2 separate regions of the Homo sapiens genome follow, and region 2 is linked to region 1. Evidence: chromatin loops called from intact Hi-C (ENCODE). Cell type or tissue: breast epithelium. All regions are shown on one strand. Links, peaks and the distances in the headings refer to the core of each region. The heading gives the core; the rest is flanking DNA.

Region 1 (2,927 bases), core at 177-2,676:
TACACAAAAATATACATGCACAAGAAAAATCATGGAATATGCTTATGATATTGAAATACCAATTTATGTTTACCACTAAAAGAACTCCAGCAAATTTTTCAAAGTATCTTCACAATTATTTATGATATTGAAAACTGGGAAACAACATAGTACCTACCAGGTGAAGAAAACATAAATAAAATATAGAATATTCATTTATTGAATCAATACAGCACTTACAACTTATAAACTGTATTTCTCTACAGATCTAATTCTAAAACATCATATTTCTTGAATAAAAAAGTCAAAAAGCATGAATAGTATGATAGATTTATGTAAATGTTAAAAAGCATAATACTATGTTAAAGAATAATTACATTAGTACAGATATATAGATGCTTAAAATATACAGAAATGGATTTCCTTTAGAGAGAGAGGAATGAATAAATATTAATTCAAACAATGTTACAAGTGGGGGTACAAAGTATGTTTCAAAGACAGCTGTATTTGTGTCATCTCATTTTATTAGCTGATGGAAAATGCAAAAAAATATGGCAGAAGACTTAGTGGAACATGTTGTTCATTATATTAGTTTCATTTTTTATTATTTAATTTAATTTAATTTATATTTATTTATTTATTTATTTATTTATTTATTATTGTTATTTTTTTGAGACGGAGTCTGGCTCTGTTGCCCAGGCTGGATTGCAGTGGTGCGATCTCGGCTCACTGCAAGCTCCGCCTCCTGGGTTCACGCTATTCTCCTGCCTCAGCCTCCAAGTCGCTGGGACTGCAGGCACCCACACCACGCCCGGCTAATTTTTTTTTTTTTGTATTCTTAGTAGAGACAGGGTTTCACCGTGTTAGCCAGCATGGTCTCGATCTCCTGACCTCGTGATCCACCCGCCTCGGCCTCCCAAAGTGCTGGGATTACAGGCGTGAGCCACGGCGCCCAGCCCTATTTATTTATTTTTTGAGAAAGAGTTTCTCTCTTGTCGCCCAGTCTGGAGTGCAATAGTGCCATCTCGGCTCACTGCAACCTCCGCTTCCTCGATTCAAGCCATTCTCCTCCTGCCTCAGCCTCCCAAGTAGCTGGGATTACAGGCATGTGCTGTCATGCCCGGCTAATTTTGCATTTTTAGTAGTGATGGGGTTTTACCATGTTGGTCAGGCTGGTCATGAACTCCTGACCTCAGGTGATCCACCCATCTCAGCCTCCCAAAGTGCTGGGATTACAGGAATAAGCTACTGCTCCCAGCCACTTTTTTGTTATTTTAAATGAATAACATTTACAGAATTTTGCTAGCCAATATTTTTTAGAAGTTCACAGATTAAATTAGAATACGCTATTATGGAGATAGAACTTCAAGGAATGGTGTGGGGACAGTGGAGAAACAGAATAAATTCAGTAAGGCTTCAGTGAAAGTGAGATTTTATTATTATTATTATTTTTATTATTATTATTATTATTATTATTATTATTATTATTATTATTATTCCCCACTGTTTTCTTCCCTGAATCCGGGAAACAATCTCTGCCGATCAGATAAAAAGACAGCTAATTCTATCTGCTGTACTTCTACTAGTCTGATATCTTTCTGCTCATATAGTATTTTTCATATTTGATAAGGGGATAATATTTTAAGAGAATAAGTCAATATAAAATAAGTGGCATGGAGAATAACTGGCACTGATGTAAGCAATATTTAACAACTTCAGTCATTTTTATATCATCTTAACTATATAGTGTACCTGCACACCACTGTGTTACTATTACTTATTTAAATCCACTTGTTTCTCAATATTTTTAAAAAAATACTGAGAATTATATCTCATTTCATTTAAAGAAATTCCCAGCTGGGCTCGGTGGCTCATGCTTGTAATCCCAGCACTTTGGGAGACCGAGGCGGGTAGATCATTTGAGGTCGGGAGTTGGAGGCCTGCCTAACCAACATGGTGAAACCCTGTCTCTACTAAAAATACAAAAAAATTAGCAGGATATGGTGGTGCATGCCTGTAATCTCAGCTACTTGGGAAGCTGAGGCAGGAGAATCCCTTCAACCCAGGAAGCGGAGGTTGCAGTGAGCCAAGATAGTGCCACTGCACTCCAACCTAGGTGACAGAGTGAGACTGTCTTAAAAAAAAAACAAAACACCCATATCACTTGCCAAATTAAATGTAAAATAATGCAATTTAAAATAGATCAAATCATATAATTAAATTAAAAACATATTAAAATGAGATAGATTACAAAACAAAAGTCTTGACCTAGTTTGCAAAGATATGTATCTATAAATAATTTAAAAGAAAAGCATGAGGCTGAAAACAGTCAAAGCATTTGATAATTGATTGATGTGACCTAGTTAAAAATTAGAAATTATAACACAAGAATTTTAATTCTGTCCTACAGTTATGATGCTCTATATCTTGAGATTTTCTACTCATAGATATCTAGTCACAAATGGTCAAAATTGTTTAACTGTGATTTCTCCTAGGATAGGTTATTATGCATAAATTTCTTAATAAAATAGAAATTGTGTGTAACCAACTCACCTCAAAAATTCATCAGAACAAGCTTCAGATTCCATCTGTCATCTGATTAGTTCTTATCAGGTAATGCTCACAGAATAACAGCAAAGTTCCTCATCCACACACCAACACTAATTCGTTTGGGAAAATAAGGCTTTTAAATGGCTTACCAAAGCCATTTAAAAATCTCTTCCTGAAGTTCAATATATTTTTAGTGAGTTCTTAGATGAAACTATAATCCAGTTACAAAAGTCTACACGTATTTCACCAATTTTTTTAATCATCAAGTTAAATTTTCTGATATAAATGTGTCTCTAAAGATAAGTGAAATAACAAAGTCTGCTAACATGCAAAGCTAAACAAAGGATGCATATACTATCTCTGAAACAAAAGTCTTGTTCAGAAGACCTTAGATTCTT
Region 2 (2,927 bases), core at 325-2,824, 66 kb before region 1:
CTATTTTAAGATAACAAAATTATTTAATTTTTGTAAGTTTATTGAAGGAGCAATGCAAACATGTTTTCCTTCTTTAAAATATTAAAATGTGTTTGAGAATTAATATTTAAGGGACTGGTTTTATTCTCCATTTCAAACTTAGGAAGTACAAAGAAATAGAATAAATCATAATATTCTTAGAATCTTAGAGAGAAATATAGATTCCCGTAATATATGTTGTATTATTCTCCCTTCTACCTTTCTTGCTTTAGACCTACAGTAGCCAATTATGTTTGTCCACAGGACATAAAATTTTATGATGTTATTCCTTCCAAAACCCAGTTTTTCTTCTAAGGAGAAAAAGTTTACATTTTCCAAAAGGATGTATAACTTCTCAGCAGAGAAAAACAACCATGTGAGAAGAGAATAGGACATGAATATCCTCTCTCTCTTTCTCCCTCTTTCAGATACAGACATTCATCAGATGCATGGCAAATTCATAGAATACAAAAAGACAGTTTCAAGAAGAATAAAGCATGACAACATTAGCAACAGAGCAGTATCCACTATTCTGACTGTGCATGTGTGTGTGCATATGTGTGTGTGTCATTTCCCTGTCATATTGTCATTTTTGTTTTCTTGTGCTATGTAACAGAGTAGTTTGGCCAAGAGTCTGAGTTTTCTTTCTCAGAAATAAAAAAAAGAAAGGACTGTAAAGGAAAAGATCATAAGAGAGAATTGAAAGAATGTTGCCAAAAACCTGCTATCATAAATATTAAGCACATAGGAAGCAGAGGCAAGGTAGCAGGGTGAGACTCAAGAAAGGGAGTAGCTGACTTAAGATACAGGAGAAATAAAAGAACCAAGAGCAGTACTGAAACGCAGAAAGTAGGTTGTACTATTACAAATTTGACAGGATTGTTTAATGGAAGCTAATTTCTCTTTTATTCTTGCAACTGTACCCTAAACACTAAAGAGTGAGAGGCGGGGCCGGGTGCAGTGCCTCACGCCTGTAATCCCAGCACTTTGGAAGGCCGAGGTGAGTGGATCACCTGAGGTCAGGAGTTGGAGACCAGCCTGGCCAACGTGATGAAACCCATGTCTACTAAAAATACAAAAATCAGCCAGGTGTAGTGGTACATGCCTTTAATCCCAGCTACTTGGGAGGCTGAGGCAGGAGAATCGCTTGAACCCAGGGGGCAATGTTGCAGTGAGCCGAGATCACACCACTGCACTCCAGCCTGGGTGACAGGGCAAGACTCCATTGCAAAAAAAAGAATGAGAGGCATCTGTTATCTTCCCCCTCAAAGTCAGATAAATTTCATGTCCTAGGAATTGTGGAATCTCTGGATTTGAAGGGACAACAGTAAAATCCCAACAATATTTTGAAAAATATTCAAATTTTAGAAGAGCAATGTTTCAATATATGGAAACACAAAAAAGACATAACTGAAAAAAGCTATATACCCTCAAAGACAGTTTTACTAGAGTATTTTCCAAAAAAAAAATATCCCTATGGCCAGTCCTACTTTCAACACCTTGTGTGGCTATGTGCCTCCTATGGGTCTTGTCAAGAGCCGAGCTGAGCTGGGGAGATATCAGCTGCCAGAGGTCCAGTAAGCGAATTATGACAAGTCAAATGAATGTAATGGTCAAACCTTTAATCATTTACTGCAGTAGTATGAATAAGAGGCTACACAGGAGAAAGTGCTGGTTCCGACAATGTTCCATTTTAACCCCTGAAATTGCCCTAGTTGATGGTCAGGGTGATCCCTGAAGATATGGGGTTTGTCTCACTGTAGAGAAATCTGGGAACAAAAAGTTTCTGCCATTTTATAGTCCCAAGGGATGAGGGAAGAGAGATGGGAAGTGCTAAGAACAGAGTAGAGAAATATATTTTTAAAAAGCCCTGATAAGTGATCTGGACAGAGGAGCCTGAGACAGGCCGTTGCAACAGGCTCTGATAAAGAAGCCTCAAATTGGAGGCACTTGGACTAAGAATTCAGATATATGTAAGAACATGGACAACTAAGGGATCCTGAGTCCTTGACTGCAACTTTTTCCAGAGAGTGCAATTCACTGGCTGTGTACCAAGTCTGGGGTGGGCAGTGTGGTATCCCCTTGTGAGTCTTGTCAGAGCAAAGCCTTTGCAATTGCCTACGATTGAATGTGAAAAATGACACATAGGATTTTGGTCTGAAACCAGACAACTAGGTCTGTCTACGTGAATGATAGTAGAAACAAGATTAGTAGCCAACTAAGCTGGAAGCTTTTAATGAGCACAGGTCTTGGTTCCATGTATTGAACAGATCATAAGGGGGAGTAAATGTGGGCATGGGGAAGTGCTTTACCCCAATTTTCTGGTCAGTGTAAATCTCCATGGAGCAATTATAAAATTGCAGTGAGGAGGAAACAGCTCCCCAACCTTGACCATGATTGAGTGAGATAAATATTTCTTACCCCAAAAAGACAAGCTATTAAAGAACAATTAAATGGGATTAGAAAAATTAAGTAATGTAACATTTCTTAAACTGGAATATATAGAGCAAAAATTATACAGCTACAAAAATTATACAGCTATAAAAATATACTAGTTAGGATTGCATTCAGGAGAAAGTAACAAACTAAAACTTATTGCAAATATAAAGCCATTTTAAATTACATAACAAGACAACAAGGTATAGGCAATTTTAGGTTTTGTGTAATGACTCAGTTATGAATTCAACCCAGGATCTGTGTCATAATCCCTATAGTGCAGGTGGTTTGTGTTTGTGCTAAATGCCTCATGATCATTGGAAGAAGGTAGTGCTGTAGATGTCATGTCCATTATTGAGTCAGGGAGAAGGGATACAAGGAGCAAGTTAAGCAACTTTCTTTCATGCTTGATACTTTAAAAGAAAGCAAGACTTTTCCAACAAGCCCCCCAGATGACGTCTGCATATATACCA

What was found. Peaks named below come from ENCODE experiments on the same cell type or tissue, not always from the same donor. Only the 100,000 strongest peaks of a DNase experiment are listed, where the experiment ranks them.
Region 2: a loop joins it to region 1, with 22 times the contacts of the local background. A loop is called at or near these places in 2 of 110 quality-filtered maps.

What each region holds. Positions count from the first base shown.
Region 1 is chr2:78,287,856-78,290,782 of GRCh38, forward strand. It overlaps LOC101927967 (a long non-coding RNA gene), which reads right to left and starts at 2,876. Exons shown (of 4, transcript NR_110288.1): 1 at 2,533-2,876. In breast epithelium, for the core only: no CTCF peak of the experiment used is centred there; no DNase peak of the experiment used is centred there.
Region 2 is chr2:78,221,679-78,224,605 of GRCh38, forward strand. The region is part of intron 1 of LOC101927967 (a long non-coding RNA gene); the gene reads right to left. Among named protein-coding and RNA genes, the nearest start is that of SNAR-H, 270 kb to the left of the region's middle. In breast epithelium, for the core only: no CTCF peak of the experiment used is centred there; no DNase peak of the experiment used is centred there.